3 separate regions of the Homo sapiens genome follow, and all the other regions are linked to region 3. A link is a contact called in ENCODE Hi-C or POLR2A ChIA-PET data. All regions are on one chromosome and are shown on one strand. The core of a region is the stretch at or near the end of the contact, and the rest is flanking DNA. Distances in the headings are between cores, read along the strand shown. Region 1 holds the start of DPM1 (dolichyl-phosphate mannosyltransferase subunit 1, catalytic). Region 2 has its middle 30 kb from the start of TRERNA1. Region 3 has its middle 58 kb from the start of PTPN1.

The links. Hi-C counts contacts between places; a loop is a spot of excess contacts on that map. ChIA-PET counts read pairs that join two places held with the same protein, here RNA polymerase II (POLR2A). Pooled maps may share reads with other maps.
Region 1: a pooled map shows a loop between it and region 3 (4-fold over the local background). The contact joins the promoter of DPM1 here to the enhancer-like site in region 3. A Hi-C loop is called at or near these places in 1 of 50 pooled maps. POLR2A ChIA-PET finds 5 or more read pairs at or near these places in 2 of 52 experiments (B cell and WTC11).
Region 2: a loop to region 3 is called in a pooled map, with 2.8 times the contacts of the local background. The contact joins two enhancer-like sites. A Hi-C loop is called at or near these places in 3 of 168 maps with a recorded cell type or tissue (K562, PC-9 and naive thymus-derived CD4-positive, alpha-beta T cell) and 7 of 50 pooled maps. POLR2A ChIA-PET finds 5 or more read pairs at or near these places in 1 of 52 experiments (activated T-cell).

What each region holds. Positions count from the first base shown.
Region 1 is chr20:50,956,708-50,959,781 of GRCh38, forward strand. DPM1 (dolichyl-phosphate mannosyltransferase subunit 1, catalytic) reads right to left here and starts at 1,825. Exons shown (of 9, transcript NM_003859.3): 1 at 1,656-1,825. The coding sequence starts at 1,816. It overlaps MOCS3 (molybdenum cofactor synthesis 3), which reads left to right and starts at 2,111. Exons shown (of 1, transcript NM_014484.5): 1 at 2,111-3,074. The coding sequence starts at 2,136. RefSeq lists enhancers at 1,582-2,071, 2,284-2,894.
Region 2 is chr20:50,069,844-50,072,798 of GRCh38, forward strand. No RefSeq gene overlaps it. Among named protein-coding and RNA genes, the nearest start is that of TRERNA1, 30 kb to the left of the region's middle. RefSeq lists a silencer at 1,477-1,716. Within about 2 kb of position 1,573, at least 3 of the 41 ENCODE cell types and tissues checked have a DNase peak (open chromatin) inside an H3K27ac peak, as active enhancers do.
Region 3 is chr20:50,450,268-50,453,507 of GRCh38, forward strand. No RefSeq gene overlaps it. Among named protein-coding and RNA genes, the nearest start is that of PTPN1, 58 kb to the right of the region's middle. Within about 2 kb of position 1,326, at least 20 of the 41 ENCODE cell types and tissues checked have a DNase peak (open chromatin) inside an H3K27ac peak, as active enhancers do.

The DNA of each region.
Region 1 (3,074 bases), core at 575-3,074, 510 kb after region 3:
CCTTAAATCTGGGCACTGGTGCCTTTACATGCCAAAATATGTAAGGTGATTTTAATAGACGTGCTGAAAGAGAAATTCCATAAACAAAATGGGGTCGTTAAAAGCAAATTACTGTCCCCTACCACTTCAAAGCAGCTACACCACCTGAGGGTGAGGCAGCTCAAAGGTACCAAGCTGGGCTGACTTCAAGTAATTTGATTGCATCTGAAAAGTTTTGTTTCCTTTATCAAACTTCATTTTGATCTTAAAAGATTGATTCACAAACCATTAAAAGGAAACATAAATTGTACTACATAAAAAAATTAAAACAGCAAAAAAAAAAATTGCAAAATTAGAATACAAGCCCTGAACGAGATCGGTTGTATGATAGTTACTTTCTTTAATTTAGAGCTTATAGAAATCAAAATTAAAAGATTAAACAGGAAAAATAAAAATTTTAAAACTCTGAGGGGCAAGGCATATGAAGGCAGTTATTCAAGGAAATACAATCAAAACAGCAATGGTTTTCACAAATGAGTACTTCCAACAATGTTAAGTCTAATGCTCAGGCGGGCTGGTTGATAGGGAAACAGGCACTCTGAAGAATGGAGAGTCCAAACTTGTACAACCTTTTTTTTCTTTAGAGCAATTTGGCAGTAACTGTCCATTTTAAGCACATTTCTGTCGACCCAGCAATCCTACCTCGAAGAATTTATCCCTAGTACACAAGTAAAAGTATGAACGCGTCTGCTGCCAACACTGATGCAATAAAGGAGCACCGCTATGTGTCAAGCACTTTTCTAAATTTAGCTGGAAAATATGGTGTGAACAAAGTCCTTGTTCTCATCGACAAAGCAAAAGCCAAAAAACAGAAACAACCAAAAGGCGCTGGAAATAATCCAGTTCATTGCCATGACCTGATTAAATAAATAACACAGCCATATGGAATGTTACCTAACTTCCAAAGTAATTTGCTATGTTTGTACATGTTAATATGAGAAAAAGTCTTCAAAGATTTCACAGCATGATCCCATTTGTGCAATCGTAAAACAAGTTACTTCGTACTGACTCCAGGATTTTTTGCAGTTTTTAAAAACACTGCATTAACACTTCCAAATTCGAACTCCACCCACCCCCCATCCCGGTTCTAACAATCACACCAAACATCCACCAGTGATCAGCGAAGATGCTCTTCTGCTTTCTCCTTTCCAGAAAGGTTATCGTGCCCAGCAATAGCTCCCTAACCCACACACACCAAACCTCATGCTTATGTAAGCACTCGGCACCGGAGCGGAGAGTGAGAGCTCTCGCTTGGACTCCCGGCTCTTGCCGCAGATCCTGACCGCCTAGAGGGAGGAGTGGGATCACGCTTTCAGCCTCGCTTCCAAGTAAAAGAGTGGCCAACCTTTCTACGGAAAGGCGGGGGACGGGAGTACTACATAATAAAGATAAATGAGAGTCTCACAAAACCCAAGGGCAGGAATGAGAACCCAGGACACGAAGAAAACCCAACAAGCATCCGCCTCTGCTTCCCTCGCAGGGTGGCCCTCTCCCCGGGCCTTCCTGTGTGAGGCAAAGAAGGCTGGACAGGGCCGCTTCGCGCAGCCAGCTGCCGACACCCGGGCCGGGGAAGCCAGCTCATCTCATTCTTCGGGGAGGGAGACCTGGTGCGCTACCTCTCGGAGAAGCTTTTCACCAGCAGCCACACGATGAGCGGCAGGTTCTCGCGCTCGTTGTAGGTAGGTAAAAGCACCGAATATTTGTTCTGTCGTGGACTGCGCACTTCCAGCTCCCGCCGAGACCTGCGAGGACTACGACTGACTTCCAAGGAGGCCATGGCGGAACTGAGCCAGATGCCGGAAGCGGAATTACGTAATGTGGCGCGGAAAAGGACGGGTCGGACCGTACCAAATTCGGAAGCGGGGGATGACCTGTGTGATTGATCGCTAGTTCTTCTAGGGCCATTGCGTGGTTCAATTAGAAATATTCTGGATTTATACATCTTTGAAGTTTAATCTGAAGGTTTCTTCAGGAAGTAAATATCTATTCATCACCTTTTCCCAAGCTCCATAAAGTTTTTTAGTTTATCCCAGTCGCTAGGAGACAGAAGACGGAAGCGGAAATGCCTTTCACGACAACTTCCGGAAGAGGTCGCCATGGCTTCCCGGGAGGAGGTACTCGCCTTACAAGCTGAAGTTGCCCAACGTGAGGAGGAATTGAATTCGCTGAAGCAGAAGCTGGCGTCGGCTCTTTTGGCTGAGCAGGAACCGCAGCCAGAACGGCTGGTTCCGGTGTCGCCGCTGCCGCCGAAGGCCGCTCTGTCCCGAGATGAGATTCTGCGCTATAGCCGGCAGCTAGTGCTGCCCGAGCTGGGCGTGCACGGACAGCTGCGCCTGGGGACCGCGTGCGTGCTAATCGTGGGCTGCGGTGGGCTCGGCTGTCCACTAGCGCAGTACTTGGCAGCGGCCGGCGTGGGCCGCCTTGGCCTTGTGGACTATGACGTGGTAGAGATGAGCAACCTGGCCCGCCAAGTGCTGCATGGCGAGGCACTGGCTGGCCAGGCCAAGGCCTTTTCGGCCGCCGCCTCGCTGCGCCGCCTCAATTCGGCAGTGGAATGCGTGCCGTACACTCAGGCCCTTACGCCAGCCACTGCCCTAGACCTGGTCCGCCGATATGATGTGGTGGCTGACTGCTCGGACAACGTGCCCACTCGCTACCTGGTTAATGACGCATGTGTGCTGGCGGGTCGGCCCCTCGTGTCTGCCAGTGCCTTGCGCTTCGAGGGCCAAATCACAGTCTACCATTATGACGGTGGCCCTTGCTATCGCTGCATATTCCCCCAACCACCCCCAGCGGAGACAGTGACCAACTGCGCGGACGGCGGGGTGCTCGGTGTCGTTACCGGGGTCCTGGGCTGCCTGCAGGCCTTGGAAGTGCTGAAAATCGCTGCGGGTCTGGGCCCCTCTTACAGTGGCAGCTTGTTGCTCTTTGATGCCCTGAGAGGGCATTTCCGCTCTATTCGGCTGCGGAGCCGCAGGCTCGACTGTGCAGCTTGCGGGGAACGGCCCACTGTGACTGATCTGCTGGACTATGAA
Region 2 (2,955 bases), core at 323-2,822, 380 kb before region 3:
TGATTAAAAATAAAAAAGGCGGCCAGGCATGGTGGCTCATGCCTGTAATCTCAGCACTTTGGGAGGCCAAGGTGGGCGGATCACCTGAGGTCAGGAGTTTGAGACCAGCCTGGGCAATATGGTGAAACCCCATCTCTACTAAAAATACAAAAAGTAGCCGGGTGTGGTGGTGCACACCTGTAGTCCCAGCTACTTGGGAGGCTGAGGTAGAAGAATCGCTTGAACCCGGGAGGTGGAGGTAGCAGAGAGCCGAGATAGCGCCACTGGACTTTAGCCTGGCGACAGAGCAAGACTCCATCTCAAAATAAATAAATAAACAAATAAGGCTAGAAGTGGTGGCTCACGCCTGTAATTCCAGCACTTTGGGAGGCCAAGACGGGAGGATCGCTTGAGGCCAAGGGTTCAAGACCAGCCTGGGCAATATAATGAGACCCTGGCTCTACAAAAACAAACAAAGCCTTTAATTCATTGCTACCATAAAAATCGAGACATTTCACTACATCCTGATGTCCCTGTCTCTCTTGAAGACTTGGAAGATTTGGCCATGTGGGCCAGCATTCTAGAGGCAAAGGTGGTCAGTCCTGTGTTCTCCACAGCCCCTATCAGGTCCTTGAGGTATGTGAGCTTCAAAGCCTTGTATTCACAGCATGACCCCCACTACCCCCACCTGCTGGGTGACCTTGGACAACCCTTTCTGAGTCTCAGCTGGTCCTTGGCAAAAAATGGGTTGGAGGCCAGGCATGGTGGCTTACGCCTGTAATCCCAGCACTTTAGGAGGCCAAGGCAGGAAGATCACTTGAGCCCAGGAGTTTGAGACCAGCCGGGGCAACACAGCGAGACCCTGTCTCTACTAAAAAAAATTTTTTTTTTTTGAGACTGAGTCTCGCTCAGTCACCCAGGCTGCCGTGCGGTGGCGTGATCTCAGCTCACTGCAAGCTCGCCTCCCGGGTTCACGCCATTCTCCTGCCTCAGCCTCCTGAGTAGCTGGGACTACAGGCACCCGCCACCACGTCCGGCTAATTAAAAAAAAAAATATTTTTTAATTGGCCAGTGGCCTGCACCTGTAGTCCCAGCTACTCAGGAGGCTGAGGCAGGAGGATTGCTTGAGGAGGAGGTTGAGGCTGCAATGAGACTTGATCATGCCACTGCACCCCAGCCTGGGTGACAGAGTGAGACCCTGTCTCTAAATGAATAAATAATTAGTTGGGCGTGGTGGCGCCCACTTGTAGTCCCAGCTACCCGGGAGGCTGAGGAAGGAGAATCGCTTGAGGCCAGGAGTTGGAGGCTGCAGTGACCCGTGATCGCATCACTGCACTCCAGCCTGGGCGACAAGAGACCCTGTCGCAAAAAAAAAAAAAAAAAAGAAAGAAAGAAAGAAAGAAAAAGGGTTGGAAGCGCACTGGGGGAAAAAGCTTGCCCACTCCGCTTTGGGAGCCTCCAGCAGGCTCCCGCTGTGCCAAAGGCACACACCCAGATGTCCGGTGGTCCACCCCTGCCCCGGCGGTCACGCCTGTCCCCTCCTCCAGCCCCAGCCTCGGGTCGGCTGAGAGATGACGCGTGGCCCGGCCCAGCCGGAGCGTTGGTCCCTAGAGCGCTAGCGCCCTCTGCTGGCCAAGGGCGGGCGTGCAGGCCCGAGCCAGAACGGGGAAGCCGGGCGCCAGGAGAGCGGGGAGGAGCTTCACTCTTCTGGTCGGTGAGATGGGGAAGAGCAATAGCGAATACATAAGCAGAATACACCGAAAGGAAAGGAAAGAACAATAGCGAAATAACATTTACGGAGGGGTGCTCCGTGCCGAGGACTGCAAGAAGCCCACACCATGTAAAACCACACGTAATCCTTAGAATAACCCGGCGAAATGGCAACGGAAACGCACAGAGAGGTTAAGGAGCCCTCCCGGGGCCACACAGCTGGTAGTGGAAACGGCTGACTCCTGGGCCTGCACTGGCATCCACCGAGGCGGAGAGAGGATGTGAAGGTGTCACCTCCGCTCATTCACTCATGCATGGCCTTCCAGCCAGCCATTCACCCATTCACAAGTATTCACTGAACACCTACTGTATGCCCAACATTGTGTGAGATGGCAGGAACACAGCCGTGAACACAATTGGCCTCATCCCTACCCTCTTGAAGCTGACATTTTAGTGGGGGTGGGAGGGGGCAGATAATAAACATGAATATATCATTAACAGCTGGGCCAGAGGCCAAAGGATAAACCTGTATGCGCTCGCTGATGTTACTCAGGCTCCTACCCCAACATGATTTTTTGCCGCATCTGAGCCCTACCTGTACTTTTACTTGACATTTGCTCCTAGATAATTGGTTTTTACTTAAGTGTATATATATATGTGTATATCTATATCTATATCTATATCTATGTATATGTTTATTTATTTATTGAGACAGAGTCTCGCCGTGTTGCCCAGGCTGGAGTGCAGTGGCACAATCACGGCCCACTGCAACCTCCACCTCTTGGGCTCAAGCGATCCTCCCACCTCAGCCTCCCGAGTAGCTGGGACTACAGGTGTGCAACACCATGCCCAGCTAATTTTTGTATTTTTTGTAGAGAGGGGGTTTTGCCGTGTTGCCCAGGCTGGTCTCAAACTCCTGGACTCAAGTGATCTGCCCACCTTGGCTTCCCAGAGTGCTGGGATTACAGGCATGAACCACTGTGCCAAGACAAAGTTGCTGGGTTTTTTTTGTTGTTTGTTTGTTTTTTGAGATGCAGTCTCACTCTGTCTCCCAGGCTGGAGTGCAGTGGCACAATCTCGGCTCACTGCAACCTCCGTCTTCCAGATTCAAGTGATTCTCCTGCCTCAGCCTCCCTAGTAGCTGGGATTACAGGCACGCACCACCATGGCCAGCTAATTTTTGTATTTTTAGTAGAGTCGGGGTTTCACCATGTTGGCCAGGCTGGTCTCAAACTCCTTGACCTCAAGTGATCTGCCCACCTGGGC
Region 3 (3,240 bases), core at 76-2,575:
CTACTGTGTACTGTGCTGTATTGCACATAGGCACCGTTCCAAGCCCTTCGTGCTATTAACTCATTTGATTGTCACAGTGTATGAGGCAGGTACTATGTTAACTCCATTTTACAGATAATGAAACAGATCTAGAGTGGTTAAGTAACTAACCACTGAGAAAGCTAGATTCAAATTTGTGGGTTGGCTCTAAAACCTGTTGTTTTAATTAACTCTACACACTGCTGCCTTATGGCATTTTATTGTTTGAAATAATAACATTTCCTGAGCACTCACTATGTGCCAGCTACTAGGCTCAGAATTACCTTTCTTCACCCTGAAAGACCCTATGAGTTCATTTGATTATTAAATAGTCCCATTTTACAGAAGAAGAAACTGAGGCATAGAAAGATAGTGCCTCACACAGTGTGGCAAATTGTGTTTTCTGTTTTTTTTTTTTTTTTTTTCTTGCTCTGTTGCCCAGGCTGGAGTCCAGTGGCAAGATCATAGCTCACTGCAGCCTCCTGGGCTCAAGCCATCTTCCTGCCTCGGCCTCCCAAAATGCTGGAATTACAGGGAGTGCACCCAGCTGCGCATCGTGTTGTCTTAAGATGCTTACAGCATCATCTCTCATCCTCATGATCTGTTTCTGCTTCTTTTTTTTTGTAAAAAAAAACCCCCCCAGCTTTATTGAGATATAATTCACATACCATAAAACTCACCCTTTTAAAGTACACAATCCAGTGGGTTTTGGTGTATTCACAGAGTTGTGCAATCATCACCACTACCTAATTTTAGAACACTTGCATTGCCCCCGAAAGGAACCTCACACCCATTAGCAGTCACTCCCCCTTCCCACCATGTTGTGAGGAAACCCAAACCAGCCCAAGTGAAGAGACCACACGAAGAAGTCACACACAGGTGTCTTTCTGATGGCCCAGCTGCGGTAGCAGCTGCCAGACACGCAAGTGAAGACTCTCCGACCGAGGCCAGCACCCCAGCCACCAAGTCGCCCTCAGCCTTCAGGCTGTCCCAGCCGAGGCCCCAGACACTGTGGAGCAGAGACAAGCTGTCCTGCTGTGCCCTGTCTGCATTCCTGACCACAGGATCTGAGAGATATCATTCCAGGCGAGTAGAATGGCTGCTTTACACCGCTGTGTTCTGGGGTGGGTTTGTTATGCAGGAGGAGTAACCGAGCCACAGCTGGTAAGGGGCAATGCTCGGGTTTGAACCCGAGTCCTTCTGGCTTTGAGGCTGCCCCTTAAACCACATATAGGCTGGATGATCCCCTGGATGTGGAGGAGTCGGCACTCCCTTTCTTGTGCAATCGACTCAGTGCATCGGGGTGACGTGCCCTTTCTCTAGCTGACCTTCTGGAAGCACATAAACGGAGACAGAAATGCTTTCTTTTTGTTTTGCCAGTTTATTGCTGCTGCTGCTGCTGCAGTTCTTATTTAGTATATATGAATTCTTGTTCTTATTTTTTGCTAGTTAGAGTAAGGCTGGGCGTGGTGACCCTCAGCTGTAATCCCAGCACCTTGGGAGGCCAAGGTGGGCAGATCATTTGAATCCCAGAGTTTGAAACCAGCCTGAGCATCGTGGTGAAACCCCATCTCTACAAAACAAATACAAAAATTAGCCGGGCACGGTGGCATGTGCCTGTAGTCCTAGCTACTTGGGAGGCTGAGGTGAGAGGATGGCTTGAGTCTGGGAGGCGGAGGTTGCAGTGAGCCAAGATTGCGGCATTACACTCCAGTCTGGCCGACAGAGTGAGAGCCTATCTCTCAAAGAAAGAAAGAGAAAGAAAGAAAGAAAGAAAGAAAAAGAAAGAAGGAAGGAAGGAAGGAAGGAAGGAAGGAAGGAAGGAAGGAAAGGAAGGAAGGAAGGAAGGAAGGAAGGAAGGAAGGAAGGAAGGAAGAAAGGTTAGAATAAATAGATAAGAAACACAAAAAATCCACCTGCCATCCCCACTACGCAGGAAAAACCTCCACATAACACTTGAATCTTGTAGAATTGTATCTACCAGGCATTTAACTCACGCAATTTCACTGGGCATCAGTGGGCCAAAAAGGGTGATGGGGAGAGTGACAATCTTTATTTTTTCGTTTCTTTTCTTTTTCTTTTTTTTTTTTTTTGAGAGAGTCTTGCTCTGTTGGCCAGGCTGCAGTGCAGTGGTGCAATCTTGGTTTACTGAAACCTCTGCCTCCCGAGTTTGAGTGATTCTCCTGCCTCAGCCTCCAGAGTAGCTGGGATTACAAGTGAGCACCATCACGCCTGGCTAATTTTTGTATTTTTAGTAGAGATGGGGTTTCACCATGTTGGCCAGGCAGATCTCAAACTCCTGGCCTCAAGTTACCTGCCCGCCTCAGCCTCCCAAAGTGCTGGGATTTACAGGCGTGAGCCACCAAGCCCGGCTGAGAATGACAATTTTCATATGGCAAGTGAGTGTAGCTGGCAGGTCCTATTTTTTGTTCAACATGGCCCCAAACACAAGATGACCCCTCTCCATCCAGGGGCTATTTGGATTTGCTAAGTGTTTATAATGCACCACGGTTGAGAGGAAATTTAACATATTTTTCAGGATCATTTTTGATTCTGCATAAAAAGAGACCTTTTTTATCCCTTCCAAAAATGGGATTGAGCTATGCAGATGGTTTTGTACCTGACTTTTTCACGTAACAACGTACTTTGAACTGCTTTTGGGCAAGTGGCTTTCTCCTGGCCTTCATGGGAAGGAAGCGCTCTGGGAGTCCACCTGCGCTCTTGCTGAGTGGCAGTCAAAGTCGACTGGAACTCTACAAGCTGTGCAGTCAGGATGCTGAGCAAAAGAAGCCAGATGGGAAGAGCACACACTGTGTGCTTCCCTTTATAGAAAGTTCAAAACCAGCAAAAGTCATCTATGGGGTTAGAATTCAGGACAGCCATTAACCTTGGGGGTGGTGGTGGGGAGGATTTACCAGGAGAGACATCAAGGGGGCTTCTGGAATGTCCTGTGTACATCTGGGTGCTCATTCCACGAATGTGTCCACTTGGCGAGAATTCACTGAGCTCTTTATGTATAATGTGTGTACTTTTCCTTGCAATTAAAACACACATACAAACACACGCAGATGCATGCGTGCGCGCGCGCGCGCGCACACACACACACACACACACACACACACACACACACACACACACAGTGTTCTTAGAGCGCAGGCTGTCCTGTCTGGAAATACATGTTTAATGCTTTTGCCACATATGGGCAGAGGTGAGTGTTGAGAG